3 separate regions of the Homo sapiens genome follow, and all the other regions are linked to region 1. The links are chromatin contacts, found by Hi-C or POLR2A ChIA-PET in ENCODE. All regions are on one chromosome and are shown on one strand. Each heading gives the region's core, a stretch centred on a gene start or an enhancer-like site at or near the end of the contact. The rest is flanking DNA. Distances are from core to core; before and after follow the strand shown. Region 1 holds the start of SRPK1 (SRSF protein kinase 1). Region 2 overlaps FKBP5 (FKBP prolyl isomerase 5). Region 3 holds the start of FANCE (FA complementation group E).

Region 1 (4,090 bases), core at 827-3,326:
CTGGCCCATTTATTCTTTTATTAGACAAATATATGAGCACCTACTAAGTGCCTAACACTGTGTAGGCACTGAGTTTACATCAAGGAAAACCTAAGCAGGGTCTCTACACTCAAACAGTTTACTTTGGGGTGGGCAGTACTTTCCCAATTCTGGGATTTTTCCTAGCTATCAGCTCTCTCCCTGTCTTTTCTAAACCACACGCGGTTATCCTGAACTCACACAACCCTCAGAGTCTAGGGCTTCCCTGTCTGTCCTAACCTTCCTTTTGTTTTCAACTTTACAGCAGGGAATAGACTGGGCTGCATCCTTCCTTGGCCAACAGGTACTGTCTTCTTTTGCAATATACTCAGACATGCTATCATTCAGGTTCCATGCAACATATATCAATTATCTAAATTTCAAATTTGGCTAACCTGCCTTTCCAGCCTCACCTTCCATTTCATCCCTTCAGTTGTTACCAGCCCCAATCCTAGCCCCCACCTACAGGTGTCCACGTCTGTGCCTTTTTGCTCAATGTATTTTCTCATTCAGGAATGCCTGACATCTCCTTCTCCACCTATAGAAATCTTACATATTTCCTAATACCCAGCTCAAAAACTGCCTTCTCTGGATGGGCTTAATTACTTACTTTGCTCAATAAGTTCTGCCAAAGCCCCCATGCTTGACTTGTGCTGTACTATTGCCCTCTCATCTTCCCTTCTCAATTACTTGTTCAGAGCAAAGGTCTTCAGAGCTTCCACTCTGTCCAGCTGCGGTACTTTACAACATGGGTTGGTAAACTAAGATCTGAAATAAGAATAACCGTTGAAACGGTTGAAAAAAGATCAAAAGGGCCTGGCTCAGTGGCTCACACCTGTAATTCCAGCACCTTGGGAGGCTGAGGTGGGAGGATCACTTGAGCCCTGGATGTCCAGGCTGCAGTGAGCCGAGATCATGCCACTGTACTCCGGCCTAGGCAGCAGAGCAAGACTGCTCTCTCTGTCTTTCTTTAACCCTCACCTTCCCTTCAAAACCTAACAAAGACCATGTTTAAATCAATAGAAGAACATTTTATGACGTGAAAATTATATGAAATTCAAATTTCAGTGTCCATACATAAATCTTTATAGGAACACAGCCCATATTTTCTATGACTGCTTTTGAGCTCCAATGGCAGAGTTGAGTAGCTGAGAAAGAGATCTTATGGTCCACAAAGCCTAAATATTTACTGTACGGCCCAAAGAAAAACTTTGCTGAGCCTGCTATACAATAAGGGCTTCATGATTAAATAACTGGGTCGTACACCAAGATTCTGAACATATAGGCAGGCCCTCTTAAGTTTAGTGTCTTTGTGTAATGGAAGTAATAACTATTTTGCCTTTAAGTTGCCATAAACATCAAATGAGATAATGCACTTAGAAAATAAAAACAAAAAAAACTTATAAACAAGACAGCTTTATCATGTATTGAAGGTGGTAGAATAAGAAAACATTAAACGTTTTTATTCTCATTTCCCCTTCTTTCCTTTACAGCTTTCACTTAAACTTGAAATTTCAAGAGAAAATTCACTTTTGAAGTTTTTACTTTTCAAGTGATAATAGGGTCACAGGTTCTTTCCTTCCAGTCTTTTTGTGTTGCTCCCACTCCCTTTTCTTTCTCACATGTAATTTTTTTCCATTTTCTTTAAATAGTATCTCAACTGGGCTCACAATAGCTCAGGGAAGGAGAAACTGGGACATGCCTGATTAATCCATTTTACAGGCCAGGAAACTGAGGCAGATCCCAGTTGCCTCCGAAGCTCTGACTCAGCAGCATGCAGAGAGCCCTGCCGCTCTCTGCGCCTTTTCTAAACAAATAGAACAAAACTAACCTTGCCAGGTTTCCAAGCTTGGATCTCTAACACTCCTTCAACGTTCACCCCGGCGTTCCTCCCCGCTGCGCCCCCTCCCTCTCCTTGCCGCCCCCTCCTCGGGAGCAGGTGGTAGGCTCCGCGCCCAACGCGCAAGCGCGCGGCATCGTGGGGCGGGGGTGGGGCGGGACTGAGGGCGGAGTGTGAGCGGGCTCGGTTTTGGGCCGCGGCGGGAGCGGGAGTCGCCGCCACTCGAGTGCGCAGGCGCCTGGCGATTACCGGTCTCACCATGGAGCGGAAAGGTGAGCGGTGGAGCGGCCTCCGCCACGAGGGGCAATGGTCGCCGGGGCGAGGCCCGGGTCAGCGCCGGGAGCTTCGCTTAACTGCCGCGGTTCGGTTCCCGGACGTGCGGCGCCCCTCCACTGAGGTGGCGCCGCCCCACACCCCCTGCCTCTGGGCTGCGGGTCCGCGCCCCTCAGTCCGGGCGTCCTCTGGCGCCGGCCGTAGCCGCCCCTTGTTCCCCGCCAGGCCGGCTCGCGCCTTGGGGCCACTCCAGGGCCCGGCCCTTGGCGGGCGACGCAGACCCCCACCCGCCCGCCCCCTGACCCGGCCTGAGACCCCTCCGGCGCATCCCGCCCGGGCGCTGCTCTGCGCCCCGTGGGCCGCCAGCCCCACGGCCGGCCGCCTCGCCGGAGCCCGCAGCCGCCCCCGAGGCAGGCCCCGCAGCCGGGCCTGGCGCCCCTGCTGGGTCTCCACCCTCACCTTGGTCGCCTCCTTTCCTCCACATTCGCCCTTCATCCATCCCTCTCTCCTGCAGTGCTTGCGCTCCAGGCCCGAAAGAAAAGGACCAAGGCCAAGAAGGACAAAGCCCAAAGGAAGTGAGTCTTGTACCCCAACATCCCATTCTTTGGATTTTCCTCCGGCACCTTCTCTGCTCTGGTTTCACGTCTTGAACGTGCACCGGGTTTGGGCACCCTGTGGCTGCAGCCACATGGCCTCGGGGCAGCTCGGAGGGTCGCTCTCCAGCAACCATGTGGAAGAGAGCTGCTGTTGCTCAACGCCAGGCCTGGGTCTTAGCAGCCCCGGGCCTGCTGGAAAGGGCTGTCGGAGGAGGACCAGAGCCCGCCCGGTACCTTTCCTCCCCAACTCCACAGAGGAGGCACAAACTCCCCTAGCTTGGACCTCCCCACCGGAGCTGGTAGATCATTATCGGTCTGTTTCTGAACTCTGGTCTCTCTTACCTGCTCCCCAACGTCTTAACTTGCCTCCGACGTCTTCACGGTAGGCCTTAAGGAAATTCTTGAATGAATTTTTCCGTGTTTACTTTGGGTTCTACCAACCACACACTCCCTTTCATAGAGGAGGGCATGGGGCTTTTCCCTGGGTTAGTCAACTTCCTGAGCCTGTAAGGCGTATCGGCTTTTTTGCAGTGTGCCGGCAGACCGCTGTGTATACAGTCGGTGTCTGTTAACTGCTTCTCTTCTGTCTAAACCTCAACCAGATGCAGATAATCTTCCGGAGTGGACATCACAATAGTAACGGGAGAGTTCTTTAACAAACATTGATGATTCTGGTTTGGCGTATTAAGCGCCACATGTCCAGTTTTATCAGTAGGATGCATAACAGTAGTTTAGTGCTATCGTGGCAAGTTCAAAAGTTGGTCACAGCCTAGTAGAAACTCAGGTAGCAGGCTTAGCAGCAAGTGAGGCTAAGCCTTAAGAACTTTCATCATGTACTAACGTTTAATTGCAAAGGATCTTGGAAATCAGCTCTTACACACTTTGTATTCAGAGAGAGCTTGTATGCCTAGTTATTAATACATCTTAATTTTAGATGTATTATCTTTATAGTTTTACATTTATTTGATGTTTTGTGGCATCGTATGCGGTCTAATTCCCTCTGAGCTGATACAACACATTTCAAAGGCCTTCCTAGGTCACCCCACTGAATGACAATACCAGATTAGGGGGGTGTAGGGGTGTGTGTTGTTTTTGGAGGCTACCTACTGTTTGGGGAGAGCACATAATGACTTCTCTCTTTCAATAGAACTAAAGTGGTAGGTGACCTCACCTCTTGCTCCATTTTCTCTTCTGTCTTATGAAATGTATTTTGTAAGTGCTTGGTGACGAAGTCTTGTAAATGAGAGTTTGTGTGTGTCTGTTTACCTTTGGATTATCCATATATGGGATTATTCAAAACCAGTTTTTAATCCTAGATCGTTTAATAGAAACAGCAAGGTGCTAACTTGGTTCTAGTGTGCAG
Region 2 (4,151 bases), core at 89-2,588, 310 kb after region 1:
AGCCATGGCCGCTGCTCTCCAATGGTGGCCGTGGCAGAAGGAAGCCCACATTTTTATCCAATCCACCATTGATGGACACCTAGGTTGACTCCGTGTCTTTGCTATTAAGAATATAACTGTGCTTAAGAGTAAGTGCTGTGTGTGGCTCATGCCTGTAATCCCAGCACTTTGGGAGGCCAAGGTGGGATGGTCACTTGAGCCCAGGAGTTTAAGACCAAACTGGGCAACATAGTAAGACCCCATTTCTACAGAAAAAAAAAAAAGGCCAAGCATGGTGGTGCATGCCTGTAGTGCCGGCTACTCAGGAGGCTGTAGTGGGAGGATCATTTGAGTCACATTTATACCACTGCAGTCTAACCTGGGCAACAAAGCGAGACCCTGTCTCAAAACAAAACAGGCTGGGCGTGGTGGCACATGCCTGTAATCCTAGCACTTTGGGAGGCTGAGGTGGGTGGATCATTTGAGGTCAGGAGTTCAAGACCAGCCTGGCCAACATGGTGAAACCCTGCCTCTACTAAAAATACAAAAATTAGCTGGGTGTGGTGGTGGGCGCCTGTAGTCCCAGCTACTTGGGAGGCTGAGGCAGAATTGCTTGAACCTGGGAGGTGGAGGTTGTAGTCAGCTGAGATTCTGCCACTGCAGTCCAGCCTGGGCAACAGAGTGAGACTCTGTCTCAAAAAACAAACAAACACACAAACAATGCTGCAGTAAACATGTCAGTGTAAATGCCAGCTATCTTTCTGATAGAACGATTTATTTTCCTTTGGTTGTATACCCAGTAATGGGATTGCTGGGTCAAATGGTACTTTGATTTTTAGTTCTTCGAGAAATTTCCAAAACTGCTTTCCACAGGAGCTGAACTAATTTCCATTCTCATCAACACTGTTTAAGCATTCCCTTTTCTCCACAACCTTGCCAACATCTGTTCTTTTTTGACTTTTTTTTTTTTTTTTTTTTTTTTTTTTTTTTTTTTTGAGACGGAGTCTCATTCTGTTGCCCAGGCTGGAGTGCAGTGGCGCGATCTTGGCTCACTGCAACTCCCGCCTCCCAGGTTCACGCCATTCTCCTGCCTCAGCCTCCCGAGTAGCTGGGACTACAGGCGCCCACCACCACGCCCGGCTAATTTTTTAAAATATTTTTAGTGGAGACGGGGTTTCACCGTGTTAGACAGGATGGTCTCGATCTCCTGACCTCATGATCTGCCTGCCTCGGCCTCCCAAAGTGCTGGGATTAAAGGCATGAGTCACAGCGCCCGGCCTTGACTTTTTATTAATAGTCATTCTGACTCAGTTGTGAGATGGTATCTCATTGTGGTTTTGATTTGCATTTCTCTGATGATTAGTGATGTTCGGCATTTTTTCATGTTCGTTGGCTGCTTCTTCGTGTCCTTTGCCTACTTTTTAATGGGGCTATTTGCTTTTTTCTTGTTGATTTGTTTAAGTTCTTTTCTGGATATTAGTCCTTTGTCAGATGCATAATTTGCAAATGTTTTCTCCCATTCTGTAGTTTGTCCATCTGCTTCGTTGATAGCTTATTTTGCTGTGCTGAAGCTCTTTAATTAGGTCCCAACTGTCAGTTTTTCTTTTTGTTGCATTTGATTTTGGGGACTTAATCATAAATTATTTGCCTAGGCAATGTCCAGAAGAGTATTTTCTAGCTTTTCTTCTAGGATTTATATAGTTTCAGGCCTTACATTTAAGCCTTTAATCCATCTTGAGTTTGTTTTTGTATATGGTGAGAGGTAGACGTCTGGTTTCCTATTTGGATGCCTTTTATTTCTTTCTCTTGCCTGATTGCTCAGGCTAGGACTTGCCGCATACTGATTGCTGTGGCTCAGTACCATGCTGAATAGGAGTTGTTAAGAGTGGACACCCTGTTTTTTTCCAGTTCTTAGGCGGAATGCTTCCAACTTTTGCCCGTTCAGTATGATATTGACGGCTGGGTGCAGTGGTTCACACCTGTAATCCCAAGACTTTGGAAGGCCGAGGCAGGAGGATTGCATGAGCCTAGGAGTTCAAGACCAGCCTGGGCAGCATAGTGAAACCTTGTCTCTACTAAAAATAAAAAAAATTAGCCACACATAGTGGCATGCACCTGTAGTCCCAGCTTACTTGGGAGGCTGATGCAGGAGGATCACTTGAGCCTGGGTGATACAGGCTTCGGTGAGTTATGGTTGCACCACTGCACTCCAGCCTGGGCAATGGAATAAGACCTTGTCTCAAAAAAAAAAAAAAAAAAAAAAAAAAAAAAGATATTGTCATAGGTGGCTCTTATTATTTTGAAGTATGTTCCTTTGATGCTTAGTTTATTGAGGGTTTTTTATAATGAAGGGATGTTGGATTTTATTGAATGCTTTATGCTGATTGATTCTGAACATTGATAAAGAGGTATATATATATATCTTTAAATGATTTGTTCAGACTTTAATGGAAAGTACTAGTAAGAATAGCATGTAGAATTTCCAAATCACCCCATGTGGAGTGGGGAAATAGAGGAACAAGGAAAACTTCATCAATTGAGCAAAAATTGTTTTAAAAAATAAGAAAACACGGGCCGGGCACGGTGGCTCACGCCTGTAATCCCAGCACTTTGGGAGGCCGAGGCACGTGGATCACGAGGTCAGGAATCGAGACCATCCTGGCTAACATGGTGAAACCCCATCTCTACTAAAAATACAAAAAATTAGCTGGGCATGGTGGCGGGCGCCTGTAGTCCCAGCTACTTGGGAGGCAGGAGAATGGCGTGAACCCGGGAGGTGGAGGTTGTAGTGAGCCGAGATCACACCACTGCACTCCAGCCTGGGCAACAGAGCGAGACTCCATCTCAAAAAAAAAAAGAAAACACTGTGTAGAAAACCAAAGACAAGAATAAAACCACTCATATCAGTGATTACAAAAAATATGAATGGGATAAAGTCACCTATTAAAGGCAAAAGGTCTCATAAAGTGAGAACAACAACAGTATCTAGCTATGTGTTCTTTATAAATGAAACACTAAAATCAAAAAGGTACCAAAAATTGAAAATAGAGGAAAGATTACGTCTGCCCATATTGAGATCTGATGGAGCTGTGAGACTTTACATTTTTGTTTTTCATATGCTTTTGAAGTATTTATGAATGTCCTGGGATATAAGTCTAGGAATAGGAGCAAATTCTTGAAACCATTTTATTATATGTTTTCACAAAATAATGTAATATGGTACTTGGTCTAAAGTGGCCAGTGTTTATTCTTTCAAATATTTTGGATTTATATAATTTCTTTCTTCCAAAAAGTTATCTTCAAGTCTTCAGGTAGAATAAAATCATAGTAGAAAATAAGTCTTTCTGGCCAGCCATGGTGGCTCACGCTTGTAATCCCAACACTTCGGGAAGCCAAGGTGGGAGGGTTGCTTGAGGCCAGGAGTACAAGACCAGCCTGGCAACATGGTGAGACCCCATTCTTAACAACAACAACAACAAAATAGCCAGGCGTGGTGGTGTGTGCCTGTAGTCCCAGCTACTAGGGAGGCTGAGGAAGGAGAGTAGCTTGAGTCCAGGAGTGTGAGGCTGCAGTGAGCCATGATCACACCACTGCACTCCAGGCTGGGCAACAAAGTGAGACCCCCAACTCAAAACAAAAACAATAAAGAGGCCGGGCACGGTGGCTCACACCTGTAATCCCAGCACTCTGGGAGGCCAAGGCTGGAGGATCACTTGAGGTCGGGAGTTCAAGACCAGCCTGGCCAACATGGCGAAACCCCATCTCTACTAAAAACACAAAAATTAGCTGGGCATGGTGGTGCGGGCCTGTAGTCCCAGCTACTTGGGAGTCTGAGGCACAAGAAGTCCTTGAACTCGGGAGGCAGATGGTTGCAGTAAGTGAAGGTTGTAGTGAGGCAAGATCACGCCACTACACTCCAGCCTGGGCAACAGAACGAGACTCTGTCTCAAAAAAAGAAAGAAAACAGTCTTTTGTTGCTGCTGCTGCTGTTGTTGTTGTTACAAAAAAAAAAAAAATTCCAGCCAATTGGCCATTTATTTTAGAATAGTATTAAAAAACAAAGTTTCCATATCAATATAAAATTTGTATAGCTTCCTAGAATTTATTAAAATAGGAATACTAATAGATTCAAAAAGGAAAATTTGTATAAATTAGTGAAAATTACCACCCTG
Region 3 (4,113 bases), core at 1,541-4,040, 470 kb after region 1:
TTCTTTCCCAAATTTTAGGTAAAAATAATACTCCAGGATGCTGTGCAGTGCTTAGTCTTGCAGCCCTATGGCTGCCCTCGGCAATCCCCTGGAACTCTCGGGGTCAGTCATCTGTCCAGCTCTTGTGTTCCTTTCACCAAATTGTGAGTTCCTAAAAGGTGAAGGTAGTGTTTCCTTCCTCTGTGTCCTAGGACTCAGCACAGCGCCAGCCCAGAGCAGGCACTTGTTGCGCATTTATTGAATGAATTAACTCTCTAAGTGTGCTGAGATCAGCAAGAGCTGCTGTGGACACAGAAGGCTTCCCAGAGATGAAACTTGAAACAGAAGGAATCACTTTACAGATTCCAAACAGTATGCACAGAGCCAAAGGGGAAAGACGGGGGATGAGGATCTTTTGTTTTGGAGCCCCAGGAGTTTAAGCAGAACCAATGCTCTGTCCTGCAAGCACCCAGCTTTTCTTAAAATAGATTCAACACTATTCCCCAGAGCTCCAGAGGCCCATGATGCAATGTAACCATCTGTAATTCTGCTGAGGCACAAACCCAGATCCTACGTGACCTGAGGCGTGGTGTGGCAAGTCATGGCAGCATCTAGCCCACCACCCCTCACGTCTCTACTCCTCCCTATGCATAATTTTGCAGGGCCGTTTGTCAACACAGAGGCACTTGGGATGTGAGGCAGAAAAAAAAAGACAACTATTTCTTTGTGGAATATAGACACTATGTGAGAGAGAAAAACTAGAGTCAAAGTTTAAAAGATGGGCTGGGCGCAGTGGCTCATGCCTGTAATCTCAGCACTTTGGGAGGCCAAGGTAGGTGGATCACGAGGTGGGTGGATCAGGAGTTCCAGACCAGCCCAGCCAATATGGTGAAACTCTATCTCTGCTAAAAATACAAAAATTAGCTGGGCGTGTTGGCACGCGCCTGTAGTCCCAGCTACTCAGGAGGCTGGGGCAGAAGAATTGCTTCTTCTGGAGGTGGAGGTTGCAGTGAGCCAAGATTGCGCCACTGCACTCCAGCTTGGGCAACAGAGCAAGATTCCGTCAAAAAAAAAAACAAAACAAACAAAAAAAACCTAAGTTTAAAAGATGGCTAATTTGTGGTGGGGAGGATATTTGGGGGTAGAGAGATAGGGAAGACCCTACTCCAGGAAATTTTAACCTGTTTTAGTGCCAGAGACCTGTGATCAGAATGAGTGTTAAATGCATTTGATAAAATATCTAGGATTATAAAGGAAATCAATTGTGCTGAAATACTCTTCTATCCAGGGGCCCCAGGTTAAGGCCCTGCCCTCTCCTTACTCTATCCAGAATAAGCCAGATAGCTGGGCAAACATTTCTATAGCTTCCAATTTGGGGATTCAGACAAGTTCTCCTGACCCATCTCCTGAAAGAAATTCAAAGTGGAGTGTAGGAAGAAAATATTGGAACTCCCATTTTCCCCTATTTATCTAAAACATAAGAAATTAAGCATTAGAAATATTTAGCATCTGGATGGTTTCCAGCATAAATTATGGGGGAGGGGTATCCAAGAGGAGTGGAAGGCTGGCCCCACTAGGAGCTGAACATGGCACCTCACCCACTCATTTTTCTGTGTGTTTTAGTTAACTTTGCTAGTTAAGTGCATCTGTAGATACTGTACTCTTTTTTTTTTAAGCAAAAGTTGTCCTCACAAATAAGCACGTGGCTTAAAAGAATGCCTGCCAAAAAATTGGAGATAATATCAATAACAGAAACACAACCAAATAAAATGGCAGGGCCGACACCTCTGCTCCTAGTAGGAATCCTTCGTCAGCCACAGAGAGGTTAAAAAAAAAGTTCAATGTCATCCAAGAGCCAGAAATTATCAAGAACACTAAAATATGGATTCACAGTTACCATTCTTAGAGAAAGCAATCTTGCCTTAAAGTGAACGTTATGCTTTGAAAAGCAGAGCATACAGCCACCAGGATAGCGGATACGTATTCCACCATCACGTTTTAAGTATCTATTTTTGTACTTTAAAATGTACGTATTTTAACACATGTGTACACTTTATACATAAGTATACTTACACTGGACGTACGAGTCCAGTTTTTTAGAGATGGAAGTACGCGATCAAAAGTGATTTGCCTCCACTTATCATCACTATACCTTACAGCGAACAGAAGGCGTGTGCCTCGAGTTCCCGGATCCTCGATGTCCCGCACACAGCAAGTGCTCAGTGAAGGGTGCCCCTGCTCATAGGGTGCGCGGCAGGCCGTCGCTGAAGGGGCTTATTTCACCTCTGTGTGTGTCGTTCCCCCGACAGCCCCCCGCCTCCCATACCTGCTAAGGGGCCGCGGGCGAGGACTTACAGCTCCAGACGGCCGTCAGGCCCCTGCACGACCGGCTCCTCCCGGCACAGGGCCTCGAGCAAGCGACCCCAGTCGAAGGGCTCCCAGCCGCGGCTGCCCAGCGCCCGGAGCACCCCCAGGCCGCGCCGCGCCCCCTCAGGCCCCGCCTGCAGCGCCTGCAGCAGGAGGCGGGCGGGGGCCTCCAGCTGCGCCCAGGGCGCCGGCTCCACGCCCTCAGCCCCAGGGAGCCCCGCGTCCGGTGTCGCCATGCCGGGGCACGGGTGCCGCGCCGCCCCCTACTCTGGTGTGGGGCCTCAGCTCAGAGGCTGAGGGGAACGGAGGACTCCAGCGCCGTCCCTGACGCGGCGGTGGCGGGCCAGCTCCAGCGCCTGTTACAAGCTCTCCTCGGCGTTGGGAGACCGGAGAAACCCGGCCGCCCGAAGCCGCAGCCGTTCCCGCGCTGTCGGAAAGGGAAGGAGGGAGGCGCGGCCGGGGGCGGAGCCTGAACGTGAGGCCGGCGCGAGGGCCGGTCGCAAGGGGCAGGGCCGGGCACAAGTCCAGCCGGAGTAGGTGGGCGGGGCCAAGGCCTGGGGCGTGCCCATGGGAGGGGGCGTGGACAAAACAAGTGGTTAGTTTGTGGGCGGTGTCGGGCCAGGGAGCCTGGAGCGGGGCGGGGGCGGGGGTTGATGGAGGGGTGGATCCGCCGCTGACGACCCCAACCCTCTCCCTTTCTTCATCACTCCCCAAAGTAGTGGAATGGAGTGGATGTCAGGGGTTCTGTTGTGCTAGAGGACCCGCGCTGTATTTACGCTGACGGCATGTTGCTTGTCATGGACTTCACCATAGAATTTGACCACAATTTACCACCCCACTTAGCTTCATCTCTTCCACAGGCCAAAAGTGCTATCATTTGGGTTTCAGTCCTCTCCAGAAATAGTATTTGATATACAAACATCCCTGAGAATGACATGGTCACAGTAAAACCTAACACTATTAATACGGCCAAAGACTTTCTTCTGAACTTCCTCCCAAAGACCAAGCAGTAACCTTGCTCTGGGTCGTTTATAGGGGGCCAGGTGTGGCTCCACTTCCTAGGGTTCAGTTTAAGGAAGTCCGCTGGAGAACTTGGCTTCCAGCCAAGGGTGGGATCACTGCAAAGCGTAGGAAATAAGCGAGAAGAGCCCCACAGTGCCTCCTAAACCTTGCTTTGGGGGCTAGCTTGTATTTCCTGTCCCAGCTCTGCTGCCACACACAGCCCTTCATTCAGGAAATGTTTACTGAGCACCTAGGGACTGGGGATACTGGGAACAAAACAAAGATCCTGGCCCTCATTGTCACACAACTGGGGAGAGACGGAAAGCTAATTAAACAATGTTTGTGATGTGTTCAAAAAGAACATAACACCGACACACAGCACGAAGTGCTTTTAAATAGGGTGGTCAGGCAAGATGAATGTGAAGATGAGGTTGGCAAGCCAGATAGAAGTCTGTGAGAAGACCATTTCAGTCCTCCCTGTGGAGGGCGGGGGGGCTCTGGGGCAAAAGCATGGCTGGAACGGAGGGCACTTGCTGGATAGTAATAGGAGTTGAGATCAGAGTGGGAACCAGGTCAGATCTTAAGAGGCCTGAGGTCACAGAAAGGAGTTGGGCTTTCACTCTGAATAGTATGGAAAGCCATGGGAGTATCTTGAGCTTGATCTGATCTCCATTTGAGCCAAAATGATTTCAAGGGAGATGTCGGGAAAGACTAGTGATATTTCTTAGATAATGGCTGCTTTGCAAATGCCAAAATAGCAAGAAA

What was found. Hi-C counts contacts between places; a loop is a spot of excess contacts on that map. ChIA-PET counts read pairs that join two places held with the same protein, here RNA polymerase II (POLR2A). Pooled maps may share reads with other maps.
Region 2: a pooled map shows a loop between it and region 1 (2.8-fold over the local background). The contact joins the enhancer-like site here to the promoter of SRPK1 in region 1. A Hi-C loop is called at or near these places in 2 of 50 pooled maps. POLR2A ChIA-PET finds 5 or more read pairs at or near these places in 2 of 52 experiments (MCF 10A and activated naive CD4-positive, alpha-beta T cell).
Region 3: a loop to region 1 is called in a pooled map, with 6 times the contacts of the local background. The contact joins the promoter of FANCE here to the promoter of SRPK1 in region 1. A Hi-C loop is called at or near these places in 1 of 37 single-sample maps with no recorded cell type and 7 of 50 pooled maps. POLR2A ChIA-PET finds 5 or more read pairs at or near these places in 2 of 52 experiments (MCF 10A and activated T-cell).

What each region holds. Positions count from the first base shown.
Region 1 is chr6:35,919,084-35,923,173 of GRCh38, reverse strand. It overlaps SRPK1 (SRSF protein kinase 1), which reads left to right and starts at 2,076. Exons shown (of 16, transcript NM_003137.5): 1 at 2,076-2,130; 2 at 2,646-2,706. The coding sequence starts at 2,118. RefSeq lists silencers at 1,734-1,793, 1,824-2,413.
Region 2 is chr6:35,603,483-35,607,633 of GRCh38, reverse strand. All of the region lies in intron 5 of FKBP5 (FKBP prolyl isomerase 5), which reads left to right. It also overlaps the pseudogene RPL36P9. Among named protein-coding and RNA genes, the nearest start is that of MIR5690, 59 kb to the left of the region's middle. Within about 2 kb of position 1,338, at least 8 of the 41 ENCODE cell types and tissues checked have a DNase peak (open chromatin) inside an H3K27ac peak, as active enhancers do.
Region 3 is chr6:35,451,015-35,455,127 of GRCh38, reverse strand. FANCE (FA complementation group E) reads right to left here and starts at 2,790. Exons shown (of 10, transcript NM_021922.3): 1 at 2,335-2,790. The coding sequence starts at 2,582. RefSeq lists a silencer at 2,240-3,139.